2 separate regions of the Homo sapiens genome follow, and region 2 is linked to region 1. Evidence: read pairs that join two places in POLR2A ChIA-PET (ENCODE). Cell type or tissue: Panc1. All regions are shown on one strand. Each heading gives the region's core, and the rest is flanking DNA. Links, peaks and the distances in the headings are about the cores only.

Region 1 (15,729 bases), core at 2,642-10,641:
GCGGATCACCTGAGGCCAGGAGTTGGAAACCAGCCTGGCCAACATGGTGAAACCCCATCTCTACTAAAAATACAAAAATTAGCCGGGCGTGCTGGCACGTGCCTGTAATCCTAGCTACCTGGGAGGCTGAGGCAGGAGAATCGCTTGAACCTGGAAGGTGGAGGTTGCAGTGAGCCCAGATTGCACTACTGCATTCCAGCCTGGGCAACACAGCAAGACTCCTTCTGGGGGAGGGGGTGGAGGGCGGGGGCGACGAATTATACAGTGAAACTTTCTTGAACCTGAAGAGTCTGTTTTTTTTTTAAAGTTTTTATATCACAAATTTAATTTCCTTAGTAGTTACAAGGTTATAGAAAAATATATTTCATATTGAGTGAGTTGTGATAGTTTGTGATTTTCAAGGAATTAGTCCATCTCATCTAAGTTTTCAAATTTGTGTGTAAAGTGTTGTTCATAGTATTCATTTACCCTTTTGATGTCAGCAGAGTCTATAGTGATATACTCTTCTTTTTATTCTTGATATTGGCAATTTGTGTCATCTCTCTTCTTAAAAAATTATCAGTCCTCCTAGAGGTCTTCTTTTATTGATCTTTTAAAGGAACTAGCTTTTTGTTTGTTTTTCTATTTTGTGCGTGTGTGTTCAGTTCCGTTTATTTCTGCTCATTTCCTTTCTTCTATTTGCTTTGGGTTATTTTCCCCCACCTGAGTTCTTCAAGTAAGAGCTTAAAGGACTGATTTGAGACTTTTTTCTTTTCTTTCTTTTTTTTTTTTTTTTTTTTTTTTTTTTTTTTTTTTTTTTGGCCGGGCTGGTCTCCAACTCCTGACCTTGTAATCCACGCGCCTCGGCCTCCCAAAGTGCTGGGATTACAGGCGTGAGCCACGCGCCTGGCCGACTTTTTTCTTTTCTAATGTATGCACTTAGTGCTGTAAATTTCTCTCTCAGAGATTAAGTTGTCTTGGAAATTTTGATACATTGTGTTTTCATTTTTATTCAGGTTAATTTATTTTTTTGATCTCTACTAAGGCTTTCTCTTTGTCCTATGGAATATTTAGTAGTGTGTTGTTCATTTTCCAAGTGTTTGGATATTTTTGTTGTCTTTCTGTGACTGATTTTTAGTTTGATTTCATTGTGGTTAGGGATCATACTATGTCAGTCAATTCTTTTAAATTTGTTGAGGCCCAAGGTATGAGGTATGTTCTATCTTGATCTACGTTACGTATGAATTTGAAATGAATGCGTGTTCTGCTTTTCTTGTGTGGACTGTTCTATACATGGTGACTGAATTCTGTTGCCTGAAGATGATTTGGGGTTCTTCAATATCCTTGCAGATTTTCTGTGTAGTTTTTCTGTTATTATGAGAGAAATGGCGCGGGCGTGGTGGCTCACGTCTGTAATCCCAGCATTTTGGGAGGCCGAGGCGGGTGGATCACCAGGTCAGGAGATGGACACCACCCTGCCTAACATGGTGAAACGCCGTCTCTACTAAAAATACAAAAAATTAGCCGGGCGTGGTGGCGGGCGCCTGTAGTCCCAGCTACGCAGAGGCTGAGGCAGGAGAATGGCGTGAACCCGGGAGGCGGAGCTTGCAGTGAGCCAAGATTGCGCTACTGCACTCCAGACTGGGCGACAGAGCGTGTGAGGAGACGATTGAAAAACCCAAAAAGAAGAAAAAGCAAAAGCCCCAGGAGATTCATCAGGAGAATGGAATGGAAGACCCATCTATCTCTTTCTCCAAACCCAAGAAAAAGAAATCTTTTTCCAAGGAGGAGTTGATGAGTAGCGATCTTGAAGAGACCGCTGGCAGCACCAGTCTTCCCAAGAGGAAGAAGTCTTCACCCAAGGAGGAAACAGTTAATGACACCGAAGAGTCAGGCCACAGAAGTGGCTCCAAGAAAACGAGGAAATTCTCCAAAGAGGAGCTGGTCAGCAGTGGGCCTGAAGAGGCGGCTGGCAAGAGCAGCTCCAAGAAGAAGAAAAAGTTCCATAAAGCATCCCAGGAAGATTAGAATGCAAATGGACATTCTCTGGGAGGTGGGGCATACCATAGCCCAAGGCGACATTTCCCACCCTGTGCCGTCTTCCCCAATAAGAACAAATTCACAAAAAAGAGAGAGAGAGAAGTGAAGTCTCTAATGTAACTGCATTTGTCGATTTTTTTAATTCTATCTTTTTTGTTTTTTAAAATATTTATTTATGTATTACATTTATTTATTTATTTATTTATGAGTCAGAGTCTCGCTCTGTCACCCAGGCTGGAGTGTAGTGGCACCATCTCGGCTCACTGCAACCTCCACCTCCCGGGTTCAAGCAATTCTCGAGCCTCAGCCTCCCTAGTAGCTGGGACTGCAGGTGCACGCCACTGCACCACCATGCCCGGCTAATGTATGTATTTTTAGTAGAGACGGGTTTCACCATGTTGGCCAGGCTACTTTCCAACTCCTGGCCTCAGGTGATCCGCCCACCTCGGCCTCCCAAAGTGCTGGGATTACAGGCGTGAGCCACTGCGCCCTGTCTGGGTGTTTTGTTTTGTTTTGTTTTGAGACAGAGCCTTACTTTGTTGCCCAGGCTGGAGTGCAGTGGCACGATCTTGGCTCACTGCAACCTCCGCCTCCCAGGTTCAAGCAATTCTCCTGCTTCAGCCTCCCGAGTAGCTGGGACTACAGGGCGCACGACCACGCCCAGCTTTTTTTTTTTTTTTTTTTTTTTTTTTTAGTAGAGATGGGGTTTCACCATGTTGGTCAGGATGGTCTCAATCTCCTGACTTTGTGATCCGCCCGCCTCGGCCTTCCAAAGTGCTGGGATTACAGTCGTGAGCCAGCGCGCCCGGTCCTGTTTTTTTTTTTTTTTTTTTTTTTTACATGTTGCAGCTCTGCTGTTTGGTGTATACATATTTAGGATTGTTATGCCTTCTTGGTGGATTTTCTTTGTTCTTAAGTTTATATTAATATAGTCACTTTTGCTTTCTTTTGATTAACTTTTGCATGTAATATATTTTATCCCCTTAATTTCAGCCTGCTTATATAATTATATTTGAAATGAGTTTCTTTTAGATAGTGTATAGTTGGATTATGTTTTCTAATCTGTTCTGTCAATCTCTCCCTCCCTCCATTCCTTTCTTCCTTTTGCCCTCTCTCCTTCCTTTCTTTCTCTCTCGCTCCTTCCTTCTTTCTTCCTTCCTTTCTTTTCTTTCTTCCTTTATTTTCTTTCTATTTTTAATAGACGGGATCTTGTTTTGATGACCAGACTAGAGTGCAGTGGCTATTCACCAGGGCAATCGTAGAGCACTGGGGCTTCCAACTCCTGACCTCAAGCTGTTTTCCTGCCTCCTCTTCAGCCTCCTGAGTAGGTGTAGCTGGGACTATAGATGCAGGCCACCACGCCTGGCTCATGGTTTGTTTTTGTTTTTTTGTTTTTTTTCTCATCCTTCTTTTAAAGTCGCTAAATAAAAATCATACCTGGATGTCTGGAAATGTCAGTTAACATCAAACATGTTGCTGCCATGAAGTGCCAGACAATTCTTTTTTAGTACCTAAAAAAGTGTCCCTCCTCTGAGAAGAGGACAAATAGTTCACAGATGTGTAAGACATTTTAACTGTAGTGAAACAGCAGCCATTTCCTCTGCTGTTTCCTGTCCGTCTAATCACTTCTGCTTTTACTTTCTTTCTTTTTTCTTTTTTTTTTTTTAAGACGTAGTCTCGCTCTCTCTCCCAGGCTGGAGTGCAGTGGCGCGATCTCAGCTCACTGCAAGCTCCGCCTCTCGGGTTCACGCCATTCTCTGCCTCAGCCTCCTCGAGCAGCTGGGACCACAGGCGCCCGCCACCACGCCAGGCTAATTTTTTGCATTTCTAGCAGAGACGGGGTTTCACTGTGTTAGCCAGGATGGTCTCGATCTCCTGACCTCGTGATCCGCCCGCCTCGGCCTCCCAAAGTGCTGGGACTACAGGCGTGAGCCACCGCGCCCGGCTATGCTTTTATTTTCAAGGCACTAATCAAAATTTCTGGCCTACTGATGGCCCTATTTAAAGGGTTTCCTGGGCTATGATAGTTTCAAACTCTATATTTCCTGAAGACTAATAAAGAGGGAAGGGAGTTCTGTTTGTCAACTTTACTGTTTCTTTTCCTCCTTCCCTTCCTTCCATTCTTTCTTTCTTTTTCTCCTGTCACTCTCTTTTTTTTTTGCTGCTTTTCTCCAAAAAAGAACTTCACTATTTCTTTCCCTACCAGAGCAGCCCCTCATTACCTCCTGACTCTGAGAAAGAAACTCTGTCTCTTTCAGATGTCCTTAGTTGATTGACTCACAAGCAAGGAGTGTGACAAGGAAAATAGAATAAAACACCTTCTAAATTCTAATACAAATTGAGAAATTTGTACCTTTGTCTCTGCCTTGCAACATTTAAAATAAAGTGGGACCATCTGAGAAGCATATATTGTTCAAATCTTGGGATAATTTCAAAACATCTTTTCCTCAATGACAAATCAACAATACTGGAATACATATCATATATATGTAGTATGTATTATATATATATATCAGACAAAGATTATTTCTCTAAACTATTTGATAATGATTTTCAGACATCATATCTTTTTATTCTTAAATACTTCAATGTGTATTTCTTAAGAAAAAGGTCAATTCCTTAACACAACACAATTATCAAGTTCAGTAAATTTGACATTGATAAATGTGAATATAGTCTAATATAAAGTCTATTAAAAATTGTCTAATTGTACCAATAAAAACTTTTATAGAAATTTCTCTTCCAAGCTAGGATCCATTTCAGAATCACATATGAATCTAGTTGTCTTGACTCTTTAGTGCCCTTTAATTTGGAACAGTTTCTTAATCTTCTTGTCTTTCACAACACCGACATGTTTTTGAAGAGTTTTTCCAGTGGTTTTGTGCAACGTTTCTTAATCTGTATTAGCCATGATAAGATTACATCGGGTTATGGAATTTGGGAGAAATGTCACAGAAATCACGTTATTACCCTCTCTCACACCAAGAGGCATGAGCTGACTGAAGTTAGCTTGATCACTTGATTTTAAGTTTGTAATTACTGTTTCTTCCCTGAAAAATTATCATTTTCCTCATTGTAATTAATAAATAATCTACAGGGAAATACTCTGAGACTACGTAAATATCCTGATCCTCATCAAATTTTTACCTATACTTTAACATTAACTTACAAATTTTGCCTGCATCTATCATCATTCTGATGGTATTGTTTAAATGGGGATTTTTAAATTTTATCCTCACTTTGTTTCTTTGTTCATTTTTTTGAGACGGAGTCTCGCTCTGTCGCCCAGGCTGGAGTGCAGTGGCGCAATCTTGGCTCACTGCAAGCTCCGCCTCCCGGGTTCACGCCATTCTCCTGCCTCAGCCTCCCGAGTAGCTGGGACTACAGGCACCCGCCACCACGCCCGGCCAAGGTTTTGTATTTTTAGTGGAGAGGGGGCTTCACCGTGTTAGCCAGGATAGTGTCGATCTCCTGACCTCGTGATCCACCCGCCTCAGCCTCCCAAAGTGCTGGGATTAAAGGCGTGAGCCACTGCGCCCGGCACTCACTTTCACATTTATCATTTGGCAAACCACTGTAAGGAAAATCGTCCCGTCCTCCATATTTATTTGTTTAAGTTCCCAAGAATGATAATCAGTTATTGTCATCACTGATGCTAAAAGTGTGTCAGATTTGGCCAGTGAGATTCCCTTCAAGCTGGCTTCTGTGTCCTTTTAAATCACCCCCGTCATTTCTGAGCACTTACATTCTGGCAAGGCAAGATATCTTAGGTTCATTTTGCAGTTTCCCTGGCACAGTCCTGGAGTCTGTGTAGTTGACACTAATAGCTACTTTCTATTAGTATCTCTGGTTCCTTTTAGTAGGGAATGGTATTTGAAAATCAAGATACAGAGTTATCTTTGCTCATTGCTTCTGAGGTATCATTTCTTCTAGGCCCAGTTAGCAGATAGATCTGTGGGGAAATTTTACAATTTCATATGTACAATTTCATACTGATGCCTCTAATTCCCATCAGTATCAACAGGACTATTCTTTACCTTCCTTCTTCTCCCACAGTGAGAGTCTGTTTCCAACAACAGACACTCGATTTCCCAATCCTAAAATTCACACAAAATATCAGAATTGCTACAGCCCTCACTCTACAAAAAATAATCCTGATACATAGAGTTTAAGATTTGTTCGATGTTCTTTTTGATCTCACAATTAGAACAACAATCTGTGTAAACCATTTTCTTATATCAGTTCTTTCCTCTTCAATGTGGTTATGTTATTCTTTTGAAATGCAGTTAATTTGCCTCTATTTGTACTGAATTTTAGGGTATTTTCACACATACCTGAGTTTTATTTTTTGACTATGGGAAACACTAAGATGCTTCCCAGAGTCAAAAGAAAAAAGTTATAATCAGAAAATTTGCAAGAGAATGTTGTATGCCGGAGGTCACTCAAGGGATAGAATGGAATTATGCTCCAGAAAGTCTAATATGATGGGGAGACCACTTTGGGGTGAGTTGATCTTGGACTGACCACAAATCAGGAACATCAGGAACAATGCCTTTGTTTTTACCACAAGATATCTTTCTCCTGGTGTAGCCATGCCCGAGAGAGAGAGAGAGAGAGAGAGAGAGAGAGAGAGAGAGAGAGAGAGAGAGAGAGAGGGCGCTTAGTGTCGGGAATTCATAAACAGTGGAATTGGAAACATACAGTGATTGTCTTGATGACACAGAGCACAGACTCAGGCAACGGAGATCACCAAAACATTTTCCCAAGCTCCTGATCTCCTGCGGGGGTATAGCTCAGGGACAGAGCACGTGGTTAGCATGCGTGAGGTCCTGCGTTCAACTTCCAGTATTTCCACTCTTTTTTTTCCTATGAGCCACCTTAGGAAGTTCTCCATGATATTCCCCACCTATTCAAGGGAATTGTGTTGGCCTCTGCATTTCTCTCTCATACAGGGAGATAATTCGTGTTCATTCACTTACAGTTCTTTGTTGCTTAGAATTATCCCCCTGTCCTAATTAGTTCCACAAATCACTAATGTGGATCACACACTATAGAAGCAAGTAGTATTCCTTGCCATCCCGCCGATTTCCAGTTTAAATAAAATAGTCAGAAACCATTGAATTCTGTGACCTAAGTCTGATTTCAGATCAGAAGGTTAAGGCTCAAGTTCTTTTGCGTTTCTTACTTTCTTCTAACTGCTTCCTCACCCAGGTTGCAAAAGTCCTGCAAGCTTTCACTAAAAGATTCCACTACAAGTGGCTGATGATTGCTGGTGATGTGCTGGTGGTCACTTTTTCCATTAGAGACCGACAAATTCTGAAACTTAATCCAAGCTATTTAACTACAAACATAAGGACAAATGACAAATATAATGACAAATGAGGAAAAGATCTCAATCACCTCAGCTGAAATTTAGCAGGGAGAAAATTACTTCTCTTGGTTCTTTAAGGAAGTTTCTGGTCTGAAATGGCAAGCTCTCTGAACTCCAGAGTCCAAGATCCATCTAGGGTAGAAGCTCGTTTCTTCTTTTTTTTTTCTTTTTTCTTTCTTTCTTTTTTTTTTTTTTTTTTTTTTTTTTTTTTTTTTTTTTTTGAGATGAAGTCTCACTCTGTTGCCCAGGCTGGACTGCAGTGGAGCGATCTTGGCTCACTGCAAGCTCCGCCTTCTGGGTTCAAGCAATTCTCCTGCCTCAGCCTCCTGAATAGCTGGAAATACAGGCACTTGCCACCTCGCCTGGCTAATTTTTTGTATTTTTAGTAGAGATGGGGTTTCACCATGTTGGCCAAGCTGGTCTCAATCTCCTGACCTCGTGATCTGCCCACCTTGGCCTCCCAAAGTGCCGGGATTACAGGCGTGAGCCACTGCACCCAGCCAAAACCTCATTTCTTTGTTTTGTTTTGTTTTTTTTAATAAATAAAAATAATGAACTTTTATTCTCCCAATCCCAATGGATCCTTTTCTACCTCACTGTACTTACTTTCAAGGAATAACTTCCTTCTTAGCTACTGAACATCCCATATCTCCAGATTAGAACCCTGCACAATTTCTAATTCTGATATCACAGTGCTAAGCAGAAATTCACAGGGGGATACTTGGCAAGCATCTTAACACTATTTTGTTAAAAGAAAATCTCCTTTTATTTTCCACTCTATTTCATCAAAGGATTAAAAATTAAGTTACTAAACACCTAGAAGGCAGAAAAGCAGCCTCTTTCTCCATGTGCAGAAGCTAAGCAACCCAGTGGGGCTTCTGTATGCATCATCTCTTTTACTCACTTTCTAAAAGCTGTAACCGTCCACCATCTACCAGGCGATCACAAACCACCCCTTAAGTCAATTTTGAGGTTAACCCACTTGACTTGAGAGGGATTCACCTGTACCACCTCTGCAGCTGTTATGTGAGAAAATAAACTCATCCATCTAAACCCAAAGAATGGACTCAGAGACCCGGAGAACAGCGAAAGTGAGACTTTTAATGACGGTCTTGAGAGATCAAGATCGGGTGTCTGGCGTGCAGGCACACCCAGAACAGTTTCAACAAGCAATTTGTCCCCTAGTGCGCAAGTCCCTCCCCAGGTTCCTCATAGGCTGAGTGCTATGGGGTTACAATTTTCTCGGCGTTTGCCTACTGATTGTTAGGCAAAGGCTTTAGGTGTCTCTTTTTTAGGGTTGTCTTGCTGCATTTTGTTGCAGCCCACAATGCATTGCAATCCTGGTTAGCTCAAGGGCTCTTTAAGTGTTTGACTTATGACCTAAGTAGCTGGGCAGGCTGATAAGAACAGACAAAGTGAGCTATTTTGCAGACTAGTAAACTTATATCTTAGACTAAACTGTTTTTGTTTGGGTGAAGGCCACCAAGGATGGGGGATGGGAAGGGGGAGGAAAGAGGGGGGCGACAAGCAGGCATCCGCTATCCAAGCAGGGACCTAGTATACCCTGTTTCTTCTGTACTTTGCTGACCTAAGCCAATTTAAGGCACTTTGTCTTGGAAATAGATCACTGTATACATTATTTCCTTCAGGAATAGCACTAAGGAAAAGGTGGCTGCACACGTAGTTAACACCGATTTTACCGCGACTTTGTAGTACCTAACCTTGTTTTTAGACTCTCCCTTAATCGCCTAGCCTTGTTTCCACATGAATAGGCTCTTCCTTAGCTGAGAAAGCCGGAAGTACTCCTTTTGGCTCCTTCATTTACAAGACGTCAAAGACTCCTTACCCACCCCCTTCCTCAAGCAGTTAACTTGTGTAAGCTGACTCTTACATATCAAAGAGTCCAATTAACTGATAAGGTACTGAAGCAAGCAATTTACGAAGTTACCAGGATTTCGCTCAAGAGATAACACCATAAAGCTTTGAGTTTGTGTCCGGGAGAGCCCCCATACCTAACGCCTTATGATAGATTTAGAGCCCCTGCACCTGGAACTGTTTGTTTCCTTGTAACCATTTGTCTTTTTAATTTTTTTGCATGCTTTTACTTCTGTAGAATTGCTGCAACTAAGCTCCCCCTCCCCTTTCTAAACCAAAGTATAAAGGAAAATCAAGCCCCTTCCTCGGGGCCGAGAGAATTTCGAGCGTTAGTCGTCTGTCGGTCGCCGGCTAATGAAGGACTCTTAAATTCGTCTCGAAGTGTGGCGTTTCTCTAACTCGCTCGGGTACAACATTTGGAAGCCCCAGCGAGATATATTCGCCACTGGGCGAGAGCCGGGCTAGCTCCGGGCTCCCCCGGAGGGACGGCCGGCTTATAGGCGAGGAGCCACCTGAAAAAAAATTTTCCAGGTCCCCGAAAGGCGACCGTCTTCCGGAGGACAGCGGATCGACTACCGTGTGTGTGTGCCCACAAAATTCAACCTCTGAGTCCTCAGCTTCTGACCCCGGGGTCAGGTAAGTTAGATTTGACTTCTGTTTGGTGAGAGGGAGGCAGCCCTGACGAGGGCATCCCTGTCTTTGACACTGCCCGCTTTTCCAGGGCGCTGGAGGACAGAGCCCTGGTTTTTCTGTTAGGCGCCTTTTGGTTCTGGTTTGGTGAGAGGGAGGCAGCCCTGACGACGGTGTCCCTCTCTTTGACTCTATCCATACTCCAGGACGCTGGAGGATAGAGCCCTGGTTTCTGGCAGGCCGGCCTCTCCATTAAGACTAGTCTCTCACTCTCTCCTCCTCTTTTTCTTTCTCTCCCCCTTGCTCTATCTCTTCTCCTCCTCTCGTTCAGGTCTTCTGGGACCTTTGTTTAGAACGGGAAATAACAAAAATTGTTATAAACTCTTTGTGAATGTGTGCACGACTGAGGAGTCCAGGGGCCTGCCTCTGGATCCCCAGTTTGTAGCTCCACGGCGAAAGCTACGGAGTTCGAGTGGGCCCTCACCTGCCGTTCCGTGGCGACCTCATAAGGCTTAAGGCAGCATCGGGCATAGCTCCATCCGAGCCGGGGGTTTATACCTGCCTGCCAATGCTAAGAGAAGCCCAAGTCCCCTCAGGGGGAGCGGCCAGGCAGGCATCTGACTGATCCCATCATGGGACCCCCTCCCCTTGTCTGTCTAATAAAAACCTACCATAATTGTTTATATACCCAAGGGTCTATTGTTTGTTTTGTGTTTGTTGTCCTGCTCGGTGTCTATTGTCCTGTTTAGTGGTTGTCAAAGTTTCGTATGTCAGGTCATCGATACTGCCCAAGACGTCTGGGCAGGAACTTCTTCAAGGTCTTTAGTGTTGATTTTTTATCACAGGAGGTTAAATTTCTCATCAATCGCTTAGGCTGGCCATCCCAGTCCTGCCTTTTCTGTCAGAAACAAATCAGGTGTTGTTACGGGAACGGGAACGAGTGTGAGGAACATTCGCCTGTTTGGGATTTCTGGCACCATGAAGATTGCTGGCATTTAGATTGTCATACCCCATGTCCAAGTGACTGGGCCACCTCCAGACTAAACCGGTGGTAGGTTCAAAATAGCCACCCTGCAGACCTCCTTGCTCACCTCTTTTGTCATCCCGTAACTTTTTCTGTGCCCTTAAATACGGCACTGTGCAGAGAAACCTACGCCCGTACCACTTTACTTCGTTTAAACCCTTATTCTATTCCTCTGTGGCTACTCTCCTACCCTAGGAAAGATCCGAGTGGCCCTTTTTCCTCCTCATCCCTACCACTTACCCCGTACATCTCGTTTTCCCGTGTCACAGCAAGTTCAGCGTCTCCAGGACTTGGCTCTGCTCTCACTCCTCAAACTCTTAAAAGAAAAGGCCGAATTTGAGCTATTTGCCTTTGAGTCGTGGAGACACCAAAAGTATTTAGGCTACAGGTCCAGGGAAAGAGGGAGGACGCCTAGGTCCATCCAGCCAAGGAGACCTAAGGTTGGCCTCTAGTCCTCCTCCCTCAATCTTGGATAATTATTCTTTTTTTTTTTGAGACAGTCTTCTCTGTCGCCCAGGCTGGAGTGCAGTGGCGCGATCTCAGCTCACTGCAAGCTCCGCCTCCCAGGTTCAGGCCACTCTTCTGCCTCAGCCTCCCAAGTAGCTGGGACTACAGACACCCGTCACCACACCCAGCTAATTTTTTGTATTTTTAGTAGAGACGGGGTTTCACCGTGTTAGCCAGGATGGTCTCGATCTCCTGACCTCGTGATTCGCCCGCCTCAGCCTCCCAAAGTGCTGGGATTACAGGCGTGAGCCACTGCGCCCGACCTCCCTCAATCTTAAAGCTAGTTAACCGTCCTGTGGCAAGTAGTGTGAGCTATTGTTGTCTTTCGGCTCCTTCTGGTTATGTTAATTCTGTTCTTCCGATACTCCAGCCCCCTAGGGAATGAGTTTTTCTGTCCGTGCTGGGTTTGATATCCCTGCTCAAACCTTGTCAAACTGCCTCCAAAAATGGGAAACTCCTCTTCCCGGCCCTGTAAGGATTGGAGCCCCCTCCAATGTATGCTGCAGAATTTTTCTCTAGGCTTCTCAGAGGATTATGGGGTCCGCCTTTAAAAAGGCAAACTCCGGACACTCTGCGAAGTAGAATGGCCAAAGTTTGGAGTCGGATGGCCCCCAGTAGGGTCACTGAACCTAGCAATTGTTCAGGCTGTGTGGCGGGTTGTTGCTGGAACTCCCGGCCACCCCGATCAGTTTCCCCACATTGATCAATGGCTGAGTTTGGTCAGAAGCTCCCCACCATGGCTCCGCTCATGCGCCATTCATAATTCTGCCTCCAAGGTCGTTTTGAGCCAGACCGCACTTCCGCCTGGACCCTCAGTCTGTTCGGCTCACCCTGTACTGCCTCCCTCTGAAGAAGAGGAGAGTCTCCCCCACTCAGTTCCGCCGCCTTATAACCGTCCTGCTCCCTTAGAATCTTCCCTTGTCTCCTCGACTACATCCCCTGTAGGCTCGCCGCCTATTGCCTCTCGATTGCGGCCGCGGCAGGAGGAAGTAGCCCCCCCTCTACCGCGGAAAGAAGCACAAGTCCCTCCGGGTGATGAGCGCTCAGCCCCATTCTTGGTTTATGTCCCTTTTTCTCCTTCTGACCTCTGTAACTGGAAGGCTCATAATCCTCCCTTCTCTGAAAAGCCCCAGGTCTTGATCTCACTGATGGAGTCTGTGCTCCGGACCCATCGGCCCACCTGGGATGACTGTCAGCAGCTCCTTTTGACCCTTTTTACCTCTGAAGAGAGGGAACATATCCGAAGAGAGGCCAGAAAGTATTTCCTCACATCAGCCAATAGGCCAGAGGAGGAAGCTAGAGACTTTCTTGAGGAGGTCTTTCCCTCTACCCGGCCTAACTGGCACACGAATTCCTCGGGTAGGAAGAAAGCTTTGGACGATTTTCACCGGTATCTCCTTGCAGGTATCAAAGGAGCTGCTCAGAAACCCATAAACTTGTCTAAGATGACTGAAGTCGCACAGGGCCTGATGAGTCACCGGGAGCGTTTTTAGAACGCCTCCAGGAGGCCTATCGGACTTACACCTCTTTTGACCCGGCGGCTCCCGAAAATAGCCGTGCTCTTAATTTGGCATTTGTGGCTCAGGCAGCCCCTGATATTAAAAGAAAACTCCAAAAACTGGAGGGATTTCCTGGGATGAATATCACTCAGCTTTTAGAGATAGCCCAAAAAGTTTTTGACAATCGAGAGTTTGAAAAAAGAAAACAAACAGCACAGGCAGCAGCTGATAAAGCATACAAAAGACAAGCAAAAATCTTAGCTGCGGCCATCGGAGAGGTCAAGAAGGGAAGGCCCCCATCACAGAGGAATAGCCAGGGAACCTCAGGTCCCTACCAGAAGGGCAAAAGAGGAGAACAGGCTCCCCTAGAAAAGGACAAATGTGCTTATTGCAAGCAGACTGGGCACTGGAAAAAGGAATGCCCACTACGGCCAGAGGAAAAATCAGAAAAGAAAAAGGCCCTCACCCTCCCCGCAACGGAAGAGTCTGATGACTGATGGAGCCAGGACTCCCTCTCTCTTGGCCCCCAGGAGCCCACGGTGACCGCTACAGTGAGGGGCCAGCCTGTACGCTTCCTAGTAGCTACCGGGGCGGAGCACTCGGTACTACAGACCCCCTTGGGCAGTGTCTCTAATAAAAGAGTGGCTGTACAAAGGTCTACTGGAGCTATTCAGGAATATCCTGTCACACACTCACGAGAAGTGAGCTTGGGACAGAAAAGAGTGAGACAGTCATTTCTTGTGGTTCCAGAGTGTCCTTTTCCTCTCCTCGGAGGAGATCTGCTCCATAAGTTACAGGCCTCTATCTCCTTCTCAGCCCAGCAGGCTAACGTCATGCTAGGAAATACAGCGCCCCCCACTGCCCAACTCCTGCTAACTACCCCTCTGTCAGAGGAAAATCTTTTAGTGTCACCATCACAACCACTGGAAAATAATACTAATCCTCTCCTGTTGGACTTACAGACACTCTTTCCCAGAGTTTGGGCCAGTCAAACCCCCCAGGACTGGCTAAACACCATCCACCAGTGGTTGTAGAACTCCTGGCCACTGCCTTGCCTGTCCAGGTAAAGCAATATCCTATGAGTCAGCAGGCTAGACAGGAGATTAATCCCCATATTCAATGACTGTTACAAGCTGGCATACTCACACCGTGTCAGTCCGCCTGGAATATTCCATTTTTGCCGGTCCAGAAACCCGGAACGAATGATTACCAGCCGGTACAGGACTTAAGGGAAGTTAACAAACAGACTGTTACTGTCCATCCAACTGTCCCCAATCCTTATACTCTACTCAACCTGCTCCCGCCAGAACTTACAGTATATACACTGTCCTTGACCTAAAGGATGCCTTCCTTGCTATTTCTCTGGCCCCCAAGAGCCAACTGATCTTTGCTTTTGAATGGACAGATCCTAGCTCAGGAGACACTACCCAATTGACTTGGACTCAGTTACCTCAAGGTTTTAAAAATTCCCCCACCCTTTTTGGAGAGGCCCTCCAGCAGGATCCTATACCATTCCAAGCTAGTCACCTTAACTGTACTCTTCTTCAGTAGGTGGACAACCTTTTATTAGCTACTGAAACTAAAGACAGTTGCCTGCAACATACTAGGGACCTACTTTACCTCCTTCAGGAGCTCGGGTATCGAGTCTCAGCCAAGAAGGTCCAGCTTTGTCTTCCCACAGTGTCCTACCTAGGATACGACATAAGCCAAGGAAAAAGGGCACTCACCAGTGCCCGGAAAGAAGCCATCCTACGAATCCCCACTCCCACCACCAAGAGACAGGTACGTGAATTCCTGGGGGCCGTAGGATACTGTCGCCTATGGATGTCGGGGTTCGCGGAGATTGCGAAGCCCCTGTACACTGCTACAGGAGGGAATAGCCGGCTAGTTTAGATGGACACAGAAGAACAGGCTTTTCAAAATCTGAAAAAGGCATTAACTGAAGCCCCTGCTCCAGCCCTCCCAAATATCCCAGAGCCGTTTCACCTGTTTGTCCACGAAAGCCAGGGAGTTGCTAAGGGGGTGCTTACTCAGACTTTAGGACCCTGGAGATGCCCAGTGGCCTATTTGTCTAAGAGGCTGGATCCTGTGGCCTCTGGATGGCCAACTTGTCTGCGAGTCATAGTGGCAACAGCAAGCCTAGTCTAAGAGGCTGATAAGTTAACTCTAGGTCAAAATTTAACCTTTACCGCTCCTCATGCCGTAGAGACTTTATTACGAAGTGCTTCTGGCAAATGGATGTCAAATGCTCGCATCCTGCAGTATCAGAGTTTACTGTTAGATCAGCCTCGTTTGACTTTCTCTCCCAGAAGGTGTTTAAATCCAGCTACTTTACTCCCTGATCCAGACTTCACTACACCTGTCCATGACTGCCAGGAACTGTTAGAAACTACAGAAACTGGCCCACCTGATCTCCAAGATGTGCCCCTAAAGAAGGTGGACGCCGCCATGTTTACAGGCGGTAGCAGCTTTCTCAAAACAGGGAGTACGAAAGGCTGGTGCAGCCATTACTACAAAGACAGATGTGCTATGGGCCCAGGCTTTACCGGCAAATACCTCGGCACAAAAAGCTGAATTGATCGCCCTCACTCAGGCTCTCCGATGGGGTAAGGATAAACTTATTAACATTTACACTGACAGCAGGTATGCTTTAACTACTGTACATGTACATGGAGCCATCTATCAGGAGCGTGGGCACCTCAGCAGGAAAGACTATCAAAAACAAAGAAGAAATTCTAGCCCTGCTTGAAGCCGTATGGCTCCCTCAGCAGGTGGCTGTAATCCACTGCAAAGGACATCCAGGA
Region 2 (15,729 bases), core at 4,261-12,260, 87 kb after region 1:
GTTTTGCTCCCTCAAACTCTCGACTTTTAGAATCCAGTTGAGCAAACAGGAGGATGTATGGAAGGATGTGCTCACTATAAACACTTAGTTTCCTAAGAGAAATCCAGGTTTCAATTTACCTCTATCAAAAAGTTAGAAATACATAGGTGAAATAAAAGATTAGCTTTACCAAGGGTTTAAATCCTGAAATCTCACCTTAAAAGACTAAACCTCCACCAAATGGGCTATGCCCCTTCATAGTTAAAGAGCTTCTTGAAATCTTGTCAAGTGAATATTTTAAAAATTATACTCTAACCTGTTTGCCTCATATTTTCTCTTTCATTTCAAGTTTCCACACTTTTTTTTTTTTTTTGAGTCAGAGTTGCCCTTTTGTTGCCCAGGCTGGAATGCAGTGGTGCGATCTCGGCTCACCACCACCTCCACCTCTTGCGTTCAAGTGATTCTCCCGCCTCAGCCTCCTGAGTAGCTGGGATTACAGGCATGTGCCACCACACCCAGCTCATTTTGTATTTTTGGTAGAGACGGGGTTTCTCCATGTTGGTCAGGCTGGTCTTGAACTCCCAACCTCAGGTGATCTGCCCACCTTGGCCTCTCAAAGTGCTGGGATTACAGGAGCGAGCCACCGCGCCCGGCCCTCCACACTGTATTTTGCTTACACACATACCTGAGATGCTAAAGCCAAAATCAGCCATAAATTCCACTTCTATAATTAACATTGATTGCAGTGTAACCACTCACACTTTGCACACTGTGGTGCTTATGGAAGCCACCAATAACAGTGGCTCCTGCACCATGCACCTTCAAATCAGCTACACGCATGCCCTCCAAAGTGCTCATAGTGTTTGTCCAGTGACAGAAAAGGGCAGCAAGGCATTGTCAAAGCCATAACAATTTTAGACTAAACAAGTCAGATCTTCCTGTGGGACAAATGTCTTTAGTGTTTTTTCTTCCAGAAGAAAGGGGAACTTGTATAGATAAGAACTTGTACTCTAGTGATAACAAGAAAGATATAGACCTTTGGATATATCCTGTCTACTATATGTTCACTTCACCTCCTCTTCTATGAAATTTTCCTAAAAAATTAATTCAATACAGGCTCTGGGTGCTTGACTTCCTAGGCTATTGGTTCTCAAAGCTGACTGATTACTGGAATCATCTGGGAAGCTTTAAAATCATGTACCTTACTGGCTGCTTCTGCTAGAAGGTACCCTAGGGTTTTCTCCAAAGCTCCTGTGAGGGTTGACAGTCACACAAAAATATTGGCAAAACTCACAGGGACTACTCTTCGTGTCTTATGTGGCAAAGTTTGAGGACTTCTCTAGGCCTAAAGAGGCTTCACGAGGATCTGGAATTTTTTTTTTTTTTTTTTGAGATGGAGTTTCACTCTTGTCCCCCAGGCTGGAGTGCAGTGGCAAGATCTTGGCTCACTGCAACCTCTGCCTCCCGGGTTCAAGCAATTCTCCTGCCTCAGCCTCCCTAGTAGCTGGGATTACAGGCATGCACCACCACACCCGGCTAATTTTTGTATTTTTAGTAGAGATCGTGTTTCACCATGTTGGCTAGGCTGGTCTCCAACTCCTGACCTCATAATCCACCTGCCTCAGCCTCCCAAAGTCCTGGGATTACAGGTGTGAACCACTGTGCCCAGCAGATTTATCTATCTATCTATCTATCTATCTATCTATCTATCTATCTATCTGTTTGTTTTTTTACAAAGACGTTATAAAGACTTAATGTTCCAGATCACATATTGTTTCTTTTCCACTTTCTTTATTCTGGACAGAATTTTATCCAAATGAGGCTTTATAATACATTGCAGCTTTTCCCTTCTTTTACTCTTTCCCTTTCCTTCTATGGGGCCTCCTTAACTAGAGCTGAAGCATCCATTAATTGGGTCCAGGCCAGGGTTTGCTAGAACAGTGACTGTGAAACACTGTTGTTGCTCTTCATTTATAGCCAGGCTTTGAGATAAATTTTTTCCTCTTCTGTCTTATCTACCCAACATTAGCCTATATTTTGAGATTGGCACTCATGTCTCTCATTTTGTCATACTTCATTTCTCAGCAAGTATTATTAATTTATTTCACTTCTATCTTTCCCACTTACCTGGATCTAAATCCCCTGAGGTAACACATTGCTAATATTCTTTATGTCCTTCTGCACGGTCTTCTTCTTTTTGTCCTTCTGCATTGTCTTTTTTTTTTTTTTTTTTTTTTGAGATGGAGTCTTGCTCTGTCACTCAGGCTGGGGAGAAGTGGCATGTTTCGGCTCACTGCAACCTCTGCCTCCTGGGTTCAAGTGATTCTCATGCCTCAGCCTCCCAAGTAGCTGAGACTACTGGCATGTGCCAACACCCCTCACTAATTTTTGTATTTTTAGTAGAGGTGGGTTTTCACCACGTTGGCCAAGCCAGTCTCCAACTCCTGACCTCTGGAGATCTGCCTGCCTTGGCATCCCAAAGTGCTGGGATTACAGGTATGAGCCACTGGGCCCGGCCTGCACTCTTTTGTCTTTTTTGATACTTTGTAGACAACATGGAAGTTGAAAGAAAATAATATTGAAAAGAAGTAAATATCTCAACTTGGGATTCTCCTCGATGAGTTGAAGCTGATGCTCTGTAGTATGTTGGTGAGCAGACCTTGGAGTGGCCTGACTGGAGTGAGAAAATTGGAGGAGGAAGATCTTAGTAAACAAAACTGTTTTTTGGTCTAGCATTCCATTACTTTTCATGGCATAGCTGCAAAAAGGGACTGGTCTAGGATTTTCTGAAATAGTGAGGTTGAATACAGTAAACTGTCCTACCAACCACTGGATATCCAGAAATTGGGACAATCATCAGTTTTAGAGGATTTACTGAAATGTAGGGTCAATTGGGGTATATAGCTTGGTGGCAGAGCACCGGCTAAGCATGCAGGTGAGTCCAGGTTTATTCCTTCATACTGCTTTTCTCTTACTTCTTCAAAGCTGTACTTAAATAACACAACCCTGTTGCATAAGCATAAGACAAGAAGAATTGAGAGAGAAATATCCCCCTCACTCAGGATCTCCCAAAAGGAGAGGAACAATCGTGTCACCATCACATTAGTAAGCTCTCATTCTTTTCGTTCCATTACACAGTTTCCTGAGGAACAACGATGAAAAAGAATGATCAAGGAAAAGAAAAAGAGGCCCTTAAGCAATCTTTGTTAACAACTCTTTTTGTGGTTGTTCCTGTGTGAAGCCTGAGGAGCCAAAACTCACCCACTGATTTTTCTCTCCCCTCACTGCTCTTCCATGCACACAGATGGCAGTAGTTTCAATCAATTACCAAATGTGGCAGGTTATTGATCCCAACTTCTGAGTGAGGGATCAAGGGAAAGACATCTCTCAAATAATGCAGTGCTTTCGAAACTCAATAGCTGAGATAATTACTAGTGTCAGTGAAGGTAGAGGTGCAGCTGACATAACTCAGTTGGGAGAGCCCCCGATTAAAGGTCTAAAACTCCCATATCCCTCCTCAGAGTTTGAAATCAATGATGTGTTTCAGCAGCATGTTGCCTGATCACAAACATCCTCCTGCACTCACTTTTCAAGGAAATCTTCTAGAGGGCTAAGGCGAGGAGAATCAAAATTGGGTGGCTTAAATGTTCCTTGCCTTTGCCAGTGAACACTTTTTTTTTCAGTGTTTTGAGGCTTTAAAGGAAAACTTGCTTGATATAACTTTCGTCAGTGTTACACAACAGCTCTTGGATAAAGAAGCAGCCCAAGGCTTTGACGTGAATATGTACATCCTTCGCCTTATATGCTAAGCTGAAAGCTTCCCGTGAACAAAGGGCTCTGCTCGTTCCCAGACAATTCAATTCTATTTGCTTTGCCATATCCAGGACCTGCTCGCATTTTCCAATCCCCCGGTGGCACTGCTTGAAGGTTTCCGGGCCTCTTTGACTTTTTCTTTCAAATATGTACATATATAGCAGAATTCCTCCTTGTGTCCGTGGGTTCTCAAAGGGAAGGCAGTTGGAAATTCTCTCCGCTGCCCTGCGTCTGACCTTGCCCTGTTTATTCCCTAAGTCTGGGTGGGAGGGAATATGTCACTCCATTTAAAGTTGATGGAGTTTTGAAGTCGCTGTTTTAAAACCCGTTTGTGGATATAATAATCGTCAAGCGAGAAATAGAGATGGGGTGTGGAATCAGAGCAGGACAATCTCAGAACCTGGGACTCACGAAAAGAGCTGGAAAATGGATGTTGGCAGAGCCTCCGACCCAGCATGGTGTGAAGATCAAGGAAAGCCCGCGGCTGCCTCTGGACTGAAAAACACTTTTTTCTGAGTCATTATCGCTGCTATATATGTTGGAGACTTGAGACTGTCTCAGGACCTTCCTGGTGGAGGCAAGAAACTCTCACCGAGTCGCCGGCAAGTGGACCTTGGAGCAAGTTAACAGGAATGGGAAGGTCCTAGAATCAAAAACGGTGCTATTCAGACTAAAATCTGTTACTCGTCTAATGAAGCCACTACACAGTATCCAGTCTTGTAATTTCAGAGATAATGAAATTTAATCCAGTGGACTTTCTCTACCTAACTCTTAAGTTAAAAAACTATAACAAAACAAAACCAACAAGAAAAATAGCAACAACATTTTATAAAAGAACCCAGGAAGTTTGAGAGTCAGGGGGTGTAGATCAGTGGTAGAGCGCATGCTTCGCATGTACGAGGTCCCTGGTTCAATCCCTGGTACCTCCATTTTTCCTTCAGCCAATCCATCCTCTCATTATGGACCTCCATTGATTTGGGAGAAGCAGATCTCATGTCTGTTTGGGTGAGTGATTGGAAGAACTTGGATAACCCAAACCGCGTTTCTTAAGGAATGCGGAGCTTGCCAATGTGAACTTTGAAAACTCATTTGCGGCCGGACGCGGTGGCTCACTCCTGTAATCCCAGCACTTTGGGAAGCCGAGGCGGGTGGATCACGAGGTCAGGAGATCGACATCATCCTGGCTAACACGGTGAAACCCCGTCTTTACTAAAAATACAAAAAAATTAGCCGGGTGTGGTGGAGGGCGCCTGTAGTCCCAGCTACTCGGGAGGCTGAGGCAGGAGAATGGCATGAACCCGGGATGCAGAGCTTGCAGTGAGCCGAAATCGTGCCACTGCACTCTAGCCGGGGTGACAGAGCAAGACTCCGTCTCAAAAAAAAAAAAAAAAAAAAAAAAACAGAAAAAGAAAACTCATTTGCAAGTTTGAGGGCCAGATGCTATCAGCATGCAGGGAGAATTAGATATGGTAGGGGGCTTAAAGTCTTAAAAGTTTTCTTCTCGACGCCGGATTTTGGCAGAGTGATTAGTCTGGTAGATAGTAAATAGATTCTCATTGAATATTTTGACACGCTGTGTTATCGCATACTTAGTTGAAATAAAATTGCAAGAGTCTTAGTGGGCGATGGGTTAAAATTTCTTCTCTTACACTTGCCTTCTGAAAAATCAAGTTGCTTGTGTTTACAGTTGTACAACCAGAAAGTAGAATTCATGAGTTAACAGCACACCAAAGATCCCTGCGGTAGATGCAGCCAAAGGGGCAGTGTGTGTGTGTGTGTGTGTGTGTGTGTGTGTGTGTGTATGTGTGTGTGTGTGTGTGTGTGTGTGGTGGCGGGGTGGGGAACAGTTTAAGCATAGACAGATGCCTAAGTTATTGAGTTTCCTGAAATAAACACTGACGGTATAAACAAGGGGCCAGTAAAAATGATAAGACGAAGAACTCCTCTGTTTCTAAGCATAGTCCTACACTGGAGGAATGTACCAAAATCAGTTCCATTTTTGTTTCCTTTTGAATGCTAGTTCATGTATCAAAGCGGGGGACAAAAAGTGAAAAAGCTGGAATTCTGCTGAGAACTTGCTTCTGGAGCTCTGGATTTTCCCGTGTCTAGGGAGAAGGCCTTTGAAGTGAGGGTAGCAGGAAGACTGGAAATGCATTCATATAGATTTCTAGAAAACAAAATAAAACTTGGCCTTAGACCGATTTTGGACCCTGGGATTCATTGTTTCTGCTTCACACATCTTCCTACCTGTCAGCTTGCTCCAAGGTCCGCTCCACAACCGACTCCCTGGCGGGCACTTCCATTCACAAAGCCCCAGGAATGAAGCATTTTCTTGCCTCTTCAAGTTGCCCCTTTCCCTCAACTTCTTCTGCCTAAGGACACCAAAGGTAACACAGAAAGGAAATCAAAGAAGTAAAGTTAAATGCTGCTTGGCGAACTCTAGGTCCTAATGGAGGATGTAAAACAGAAGCTTACAGAATTCACAAAACCTGGCCTGAAATGCAGAGCGACAGCGTGTGTCTGGCAAATCTGGGGTGGTTACACGGCCAGGACCGACAGCTGCTTTTCCATCGCCGAAGCTCTGATCTGAAAGAGAGGAGGCGGGGTAGGGAGGAGGAGGGAGAATGCTGCAGTCGGATACATAGCCTCTTTCAGATGGGATTCTCTCTGGAATCAGGAGAGGGCAAGGGAGAAGGTGTGTGGACTGGGGCACGATCTATGCAAGGAACTAACACTTTGTACGCCTGGTGAGCGTCTCAAACGTGATCTGACACAGCTCAAAGGGTCGACGCTGTCATCCTCTCGCCAGTGTTTTGTGTGACAGTCAACCCAGACATGAGTTTTGGATGACGACCGAAATCACGGTCCAGGCGGGGCCGGGCAGTTAAGTTACATCATTTAGAAAGCTCCCTAAATTCGAAATCCGGCAGATTTGGGAAATCCTGGCCTGGAAAATCAAGAATTCAAGCTGGATGGAGTGGGCTGAGTTATTGGGAAGTCGTGGCCTAGGAGGAGGCAGTGAGGAGACCAGAAGGGAAAGGGTGAAGGGATGGGTGGTTGGAGAGAGGGGGTGAGGCGAGGTTGGGGTTAGCAAAACAGCACGTACAGGATTTGGATGGATGAATAAGTAGGACGTGTCCAAGCTCTGCACGTTTTCTCTGAGTCCTCTAGGTACGAAAAAATATTACAGTCTTGTATGTTTGAAAGGAAGTAGGCCAAAACCTTTCGTCCCCTAGTAAGATACCATTCCTTTTTACGCAAACAACTGTCGGCTTTTGAGAGCGTCGTTGGGCTGTTTCCAGAGCTGAACGCTTCGGGAGCGTACCCGCGTAGCTAGGTTTTGTTTGAGGTGTAGTAGCGGCTGGTATTGGTGGCTTTCGAAAAAAGCCAGATGGTTGTGGTGGGAGTAGGTTGGTGAGTGTAGAAATGGGATTTGCCGGCTGCTTTTGGTTTGAGCACGTGAGGTAGTTCTGCAAGCGATTGTTTTCGTTTGGAATGGAAGACAAAGCTGACGATAACTGTATTTCTCTGTACTTAAGCTATGTACTTAAGCTATGAGGGAAGGTTGCTGTCGTGAGCCTGGGTAGCTCAGTCGGTAGAGCTATCAGACTTTTAGCCTGAGGATTCAGGGTTCAATCCCTTGCTGGGGCGTAAGGCCTTGGCCTTCTGTTGATGAGTGTTTTATATACCAAGCAAGGATTTTAATTCACCTTGCTCTATTCTGGACATTTGAATTTGAGCTGTTAGGCCAGAAAAATAATGGCTGAAGCCATCAATCAGAGGTTTCTGGTGCTTGGGATTTTGTTTAAAGGCAAAAATTAAGGAAAGGCCGGGCGCGGTGGCTCACGCCTCTAATCCCAGTACTTTGGGACGCCGAGGTGGGCAGATCGCTTGAGCCCAGGTGAAGGGGTGGCCTGCCCCTCCACACCTGTGGGCGTTTCTTGTCAGGTGGGATGAGAGACTGAAAAAAGAAATAAGAGACAGAAACAAAGTATAGAGAAAGAAAAGTGGGCCCAGGAGACTGGCGCTCACGTGCTGGCACTGGTCTCTGAGTTCCCTCAGTATTTATTGATCATTATCTCTACCGTCTCGGAGAGGGGGATGTGGCAAGATGATAGGGTAATAGTGGGGAGAGGGTCAGCAGGAAAACATGTGAACAAAGGTCTCTGTGTCATAAATAAGTTTAAGAAAACGTGTTGTGCTTTGATGTGCATGTACAAAAACATCTCGTACACAAACATCTCTGGGTGCATTAAAGAGCAGTATTGCTGCTAGCATGTCTCACCTCCAGCCTTAAGGCTGTTTTCTCCTATTTCAGTAAATAGAACATACAATCGGGTTTTACACCGAGACATTCTATTGCCCAGGGATGAGCAGGAGACAGATGCCTTCCTCTTATCATAACTGCAAAGAGGCCTTCCTCTTTTACTACACAGACCCTTTATGGGTGTCAGGCTGGGGGACAGTCAGGTCTTTCCCTTCCCACGACGCCCTATCTCAGGCTATCACATGGGGAGAAACCTTGGACAATACCTGGCTTTCCTAGGCAGAGGTCCCTGCAGTGTATTGTGTCCCTGGGTACTTGAGGTTAGAGAATGATGATGACTTTTAACAAGCATGCTGCCTTCAAGTACTTTTTTAACAAAGCATATCCTGCACAGCCCTAAATCCACTAAACCTTGAGTCAACACAGCACATGTCTCTGCAAAGCACAGGGTTGGGGATAGGGTTACAGATTAACAGCATCTCAAGGCAGAAGAATTTCTCTTAGTACGGAACAAAATGGAGTCTCTTATGTCTACTTCTTTCTACATGGACACAGTAACAGTCTGATCTCTCTTTTCCCCGCATTTCCCCCTTTTCTTTTCAACAAAACCGCCATCGTCATCATGGCCCGTTCATCATGGCCTGTTCTCGATGGTCGCTGTCTCTTTGGAGCTGTTGGGTACACCTGCAGACTAACAACAGACAGAACAGGCACACAAGGATTAATATGAAATTTATAAGAGTAGTACTTCCGATGGTCTTAACCCAAGTGACAGGGTTAAGATTTGCAAGACCATCAGCAACTCCCGCGATTGCCTCAGTTCCTGGTACCAAATTTAAATGGGCTTTTGATGCTTCAAAAATTTGTTCTTTTAATTTGGAAATGTCTAAAGTGAGGTTATCTTCTCTTCCCTGTAGATGGCATCTAACCATGTCCCAGTGATGCTCAGACTCATTATAAACTCGGGGTGTAATACAAAAATCTGACCTATTTCAGTCACACTGTAACTGGAAACGATGTTCCAAGCTCATGAGTCTATCTCCCATCCAAATGACAGTTTGTCTAAGATCATTAATTTGATTTGCCAGTTTTTGATTAATACCAGATTGTGAATTCCACAATCTTGTAGAATTCTTTTGCCAATCGTTAACAAAGTTTACTGTCTGAACAGAAGAGTGCAATGCAACTCCTGCCACAGCGGCCGTAGCTGTGACTGCACTTAATCCGATAACACTGCAATTAAAGTAAAAACGAATCTTTTGGATCTATTTAAAATGCCTTTTAATACTTCAGTCAAAATATGGACAGATGGCGAGGCCTCCCACGGTCGGTGCATGGACACGGGGATCCACACGCCTTCTCTTGCTCTCACTAGCAGAATACAGTGCTGCCAATTAAAAGTCGAATCAATGCAAGTAAACAGTCTGCAATTTTCACAGGTTATAGTTTGGGAGTCTGGTTTAATAACTATATTTCCTACAACTAGCATATAAGGGGGCTTTACACAACTTTGTGAAGGAACCGTTAGACTGGAATTTAGGTTGATAGTGTAACACGGCTTATGATCTCTTGTTTTTATAGCTTGATTTCTAGACCAAATTCTAATATGGTAATGAGGCCACATTAAGCCTCCATAATTCTGGATGTTCAGGACCAGAAACAGGACTTATTATTTTTGGTCTTGGAGTAGAGATTTCTTTTTCTCCTCATTCTCAAGGGTAGAAAGACTATAATTTTTCGTGCTTATGTTTGTCTAGACTTTCTGTTATGTCGCTATCAACATCTGGACTCACTTGTGCACTGGGACATGATTGAGTTTGTCCTGTGCAATTGTGGTAGAATTGACCTCGAGGTGCCCTATCTATAACAGTTCCAAATTCATCGTTTTGTAATATCACTGCTCTATTGGCCACACATTCTTCCAAAACTAAAACTTCTGTGTCTTTTGATCCTTTGGGAATTTCCTTGGGGCAAGGTTTCCCTTTAGGCCTAAATTTTAATGATCTTTGATAAGAAAAGTCCTGTAAATAATTTACCTGTGGCCTGAGTGACATTCCACTTACCATGTGATAAGTAAATCTACTGGTGGTACTGAAAGTAGGTACGTTTACCAACCAATTTTGGATTGCAGGCATTAAACATCCTGGTGTTCTCCCTAGGCAAATAGGAGGATAACAATACCCAGTGGAAATATTTATCATCATTCCTTCTTCCTCAGGTTTGGCAGGGCAATAATCATCTGTGGGGCCAGGTAGCCACACGCTATTATTAACATATAATTCAATAGGATTATCCATCCATGTGACTCCTGAATTAAGGGCAGGAAAGGCACATAGGCCCAGTAGGTATAATTAGCTGCAGCTACTCCTGCAGGCATGGGGAGACACCACCGTTGATACAATCATCAAAGCTGCAAGCAGCATACTCTCTGGAGTTTGTGTCTCCTTTGTGTTCTCTAGACATTTTGTAGCTAACTGCGTCAGCTTCTTTAATTGTGCCCAAGTCAGCAGCTTTGTCTTCTTGGTGGATGGCAACTTCATCTATTCTTCTGACATCACCATTCTGTTCATCTTGTGAGTCGATGGTGCTCGATTGCTGTGTTTCCATCTCCGTGGAGGCGCTTTTCTTTGCATCTCCGATGGGTTCATTGTAGAACTTCAAATGTCTAGTGGGTATCCAAACAGGAAGCTGATTTTCTCCTGGTGAAACACAAGAAAAACCTCTCCCCCATGTTACCACCTTCCCTATTTCCCACGTCTAATTTTTGTTGTCTTTCCACCAAATCAGTTTTCCTTCATGTGGGCTGTTCTTTTTATCAGTAAGATGTTGTTCTGCAGAAGTAGTAGTCTGATATCTATAAATGTTTAAAACATTTAAAGTATAGAGTGCTAGATTAAGTTGCATCTGAGGAATGGTACACTCCTTACTGTCTCCCCCTTCTTTTTGTTTAACTAATTGAGTTTTGAGTGTTCTATTAGTTGTTTCAACTATGGCCTGTCCTTGGGAATTATAGGGAATTCCTGTTGTATGTGTAATTTTCCACTGATATAAGATTTTTTGGATTTTGGAAAGCTTTACTACAGTATCCTGGTCCATTGTCAGTTTTAATTTTTTCTGGAACTCCCATTACAGCAAAACGAGATAATAACTGTTTTTTTTTAACATGGGAAGTACTTTCTCCTCTCTGGCAGGTTGCCCATATGAAATGTGAATAAGTGTCAACTGTTACATGGACACATGATAATCTTCCAAATGAAGGTACATGCGTGACACCCATTTGCCATAACGCATTGGGACACAGACCTCTGGGATTAACTCCTACCTCTTGAGTGGGCAGGTGTAGGATTTGACACTGGGTGCAATGTTGTACAATATTTTTTGCCTGTTTCCATGTGACATCAAATTTGTTTTTTAATCCTGCTGCATTTACATGAGTCAAAGCATGAAGTTCTTGTGCTTTTATGAATGCAGATGATACCAGTAAGTCAGCTTGTTCATTTGCTTTAGTTAAAGGCCCTGGTAAATTAGTGTGTGCTCGAATATGAGTAATATAAAATGGGAAATTTCTTTTTCTTACAGTTTGTTGTAATAAATTGAACAGCTAGTTTAACTGATCGTCCATGCTATATTTAATTAGAGCTGTCTCAACATCCCTTGTAGCCTGTACTACATATGCAGAATCTGATACAATATTAATAGGTTGATCAAAATCTTATAGCACTATAATGACTGCAGCCAACTCTGCTCTTTGAGCCGATTGATATTGAATTTTGATTACTTGCTCTTTTGGCCCTGTGTAAGCCGCTTTCCCATTGCTGGAACCATCAGTAAACACTGTCAGAGCATTTTTTAAAGATTCATGTCTGGTAATTTTAGGTAAAATCCAAGTAGTCAATTTTAAAAACTGGAAGATTTTTGTTTTTGGGTAATGATTATCAATAATTCCCATAAAATCAGCAAGACCAATCTGCCATGCACCCGAATTAATAAAGGCTTGTCTAACTTGTTCCTTGGTTAAAGGAACAACTATTTTGTCTGGGTCGTTTCCACAGAATTTTATTATTTGTAATCTTGCCTGACCAATTAATGTAGCTATTTGATCCGAGTACAACGTAAAAGTCTTCATTGTACTGTGAGGAAGGAATGACCAATCCACAAGATCAGTATTTTGAACAATGATGCCTGTTGGAGAATGTGCAGGAGCAAAAATCAAAAGTTGGAGTGGGGCTAAGGGATCTGAAGGGGTGGCCTGCCCCTCCACACCTGTGGGTGTTTCTCATCAGGTGGGATGAGAAGCTAAGAAAAGAAATAAGACACAGAGACAAAGTATAGAGAAAGAAAAGTGGGCCCAGGGGACCGGCGCTCAGCATATGGAGGACCCGTGCCGCCGGTACTGGTCTCTGAGTTCCCTCAGTATTTATTGTTCACTATCTCTACCATCTCGGAGAAGGGGATGTGGCGGGACTATAGGGTAATGGTGGGGAGAGGGTCAGCAGGAAAAAATGTGAACAAAGATCTCTGTGTCATAAATAAGTTTAAGGAAAAGTGCTGTGCCTTGATGTGCACATAGGCCAGATTTATGTTTGACTTTACACAAACATCTTGGTGCATTAAGGAACAGTATTGCCGCCAGCATTTCTAACCTCCAGCCATAAGGCGGTTTTCTCTATCTCAGTAACTGGAACGTACGATTGGGTTTTACACCGAGACATTCCATTCCCAGGGAGGAGCAGGAGACAGATGCCTTCCTCTTATCTCAACTGCAAAGAGGACTTCCTCTTTTACTAATCCTCCTCAGCACAGACCCTTTATGGGTGTCTTGGGGACGGTCAGGTCTTTCCCTTCCCACAAGGCCATATCTCAGGCTATCACATGGGGAGAAACCTTGGACAATACCTGGCTTTCCTAGGCAGAGGTGCCTGCAGTGTATTGTGTCCATGGGTACTTGAGGTTAGAGAATGATGATGACTTTTAACAAGCATACTACCTTCAAGCACTTTTTTAACAAAGCACATCCTGCACAGCTCTAAATCCATTAAACCTTGAGTCAACACAGCATATGTCTCTGCAAGCACAGGGTTGGGGCTAGGGTTATAGATTAACAGCATCTCAAGGCAGAAGAATTTCTCTTAGTATGGAACAAAATGGAGTCTCTTATGTCTACTTCTTTTTACATAGATACAGTCACAGTCTGATCTCTCTTTTCCCCACAGGGATCTATTCTATTTATTTGCGCTGACTGAATTTTTTCTTCCACTTATTTAATTTCTTTTGTTGCCTCTGGGGTTAGTATTCTTTTACTATTTAAGTCTAGGTCTCCTCTTAAGATGGAGAACAAATATGACATGGCATAAGTAGGAATGCCTAGAGTTGGCCGAATCCAGTTAGTACCTGCTAGCAATTTTTGAAAGTCATTTAATGTTTTTAATGTGTCTTTTCTTATTTCTATTTTTTGTGGCTTAATTTTTCTATTTTCTATCTGCATACCTAAATAATGAAAAGGAGTAGAGGTCTAAATCTTATCAGATGCTATTGCCAGTCCTGCGTTGGCAACCTCTGCTTGCAGAAATGTGTAACAGTCAATTAATTTGTCTCTCGTTTCTGCAGCACATAAAATATCATCAACATAATGAATGATATAACAGTCTGAAAACTTATCTCTAACTGGTTGAAGAGCTTGATCTAGGAAAGTCTGACAAATTGTTGGACTATTAAGCATTCCCTGAGGTAACACTTTCCACTGAAACCTGGTGGCTGGTTCTTTATTATTTATAGCTGGTATAGTAAAGGCAAATTTTTCAAAATCCTGCTCCTCCAGAGGAATGGTAAAAAAGCAATCCTTCAGATCAATTATAATTAAAGGCCAGTCTTTTGGGATCATGGCCGGAGAGGGCAACCCGGGTTGGAGATGCCCCTTGGGTTGAATTACGGCATTTACGGCCCTTAAGTCAGTTAACATACGCCATCTGCCGGATGTTTTCTGAATTACAAACACAGGAGAATTCCAAGGCGAGAATGAGAGAATGAAGGCTCAATATGTCCTCTTTCGAATTGCTCCTTTGCTAATAAATGTAAAGCCTCCAGTTTTTGTTTTCGTAGTGGCCACTGATTTACCCATACCGGTTTTTCTGTTTTCCAAGTTAATGGAATGCGTTTAGGAGGCTCTACAGTGGTAGCCCCTAAAAAGGATACCCTATTCCTTTTCTTTCTCGATTTTTGTCACTCTGAATTGGGACTTTAATGCCATTTTCATTTTTTCCTAGTCCCTTTCCTGGTATATATCCATTTTAGTCATGATTTTTTGACTTGTGGGGCTGTATAATGGAGCCGGCATAGTGATTTCTGCACCCCATTGTTGTAATAAATGACCCCACGGATTAACAGGAAATGAAGTAATCATTGGCTGAACAGTACTTTCTTGATTATTCGGCCCTGAACAATGCAAAATCATAGTAATTTGATACACTTCTGAGGCAGTGCCTATGCTGACAAGTCCTGTAACAGCCTTTTGTTTAGGCCAATTTTTTGGCCACTGATTTAAAGCAATGATAGAGACATCTGCTCCAGTGTCTACTAACCCTTCAAACTGTTTTTTTTGAATAATGGCCTTACACACAGGTCTGCTCTCTGAGACTTGACTTGCCCAATATGCAGCCTTTCCTGCCAGATCAGTGCTTCCAAACCCTCCTGTTCTTTTATCTCACTGTTTCCAACTTTAATATAAGGCAGGAGTAATAATTTAACAATCCTGTCTCCTGGATTGCCACTCCAAGGAATTGAGGAGCTAATAGCCAATTGAATTTCACCTTCATAGTTTGACTCAACCACACCAGTATGAATTTGAACTCCCTTTAGATTTAGACTGGATCTTCCTAAGATTAGTCCTACCGTCCCCTCAGGCAGTGGGCCATATACCCCTGTGGAGATTTTTTGTGGGGGCTCCCCTGGAAGCAGAGAGACTGCTTGCATAGTACATAAATCTACTGCTGCATTGCCACTTGTGGCGGGGGACAATTGCTGTATTGTGGTAACTGGCTCATTCGCTGAGGCATTTGTGACAGTGGGGGTTGTCTGTGAAAACCCTGAGGAAAAAAGGGCTGAATTGGGAATGCCTCAGTTTGTTGTGGGGCCTGAGGCTGGCCCCTCTTCTCATTTCCCCACAATGGTTGCCCACTTTTATCAAATTTAGAAGGACATGGATTATCCCAATGTTTTCCTTTTTTACATCTTGGACATAAGTCAGGTGGCTCTATCTGTTGTTGTAGTAGCTTGAATATTTTGTTTGAGGCTGGGCAATTTTTTTAGATGAACAATTTGTCCACAATTATAACATTTTCCCCCAAATGTTCTAACTTATCGTCCTAAAGCAACTCCCGTTGTTGCTTGAGTCATAAGCATAACTTTATGCATAGCTCCTCCAATTCCATCACAGGCTTTTACATACTATGAGATTACATCTGATCCTGCTGGGACCTTTCCTTTTAATGGCTTAATGGCTGATTGACACTCAGGATTGGCGTTTTCCTATGCCATCAACTCCACTATGACCTTACAGGCATTCTCATCGGTGATTGACTTGGAGCCTTGCCGCAAAATCAGGCTAGGTCTCTTTAGAGCCTTGTTTTATTGTATTGAATGAGGGGAAGGCGGTTCCTGGGTCTTGGATTTTT

Evidence for each region. ChIA-PET counts read pairs that join two places held together with the same protein. Peaks named below come from ENCODE experiments on the same cell type or tissue, not always from the same donor. Only the 100,000 strongest peaks of a DNase experiment are listed, where the experiment ranks them.
Region 2: POLR2A ChIA-PET joins it to region 1 with 19 read pairs; 5 of 35 experiments call an interaction of 5 or more read pairs at or near these places.

Annotation. Positions count from the first base shown.
Region 1 is chr6:28,769,911-28,785,639 of GRCh38, reverse strand. It overlaps the pseudogene TRA-AGC23-1 and the pseudogene NOP56P1. Among named protein-coding and RNA genes, the nearest start is that of TRA-TGC1-1, 12 kb to the left of the region's middle. RefSeq lists an enhancer at 9,119-9,690. In Panc1, for the core only: no CTCF peak of the experiment used is centred there; no DNase peak of the experiment used is centred there; H3K4me3 peaks cover 2,109 bases; H3K27ac peaks cover 605 bases.
Region 2 is chr6:28,684,924-28,700,652 of GRCh38, reverse strand. It overlaps the pseudogene TRK-TTT13-1. Among named protein-coding and RNA genes, the nearest start is that of TRA-AGC5-1, 18 kb to the left of the region's middle. In Panc1, for the core only: no CTCF peak of the experiment used is centred there; DNase peaks (open chromatin) are centred at 4,515, 4,722, 7,392, 8,002 and 5 weaker places; H3K4me3 peaks cover 3,263 bases; H3K27ac peaks cover 606 bases.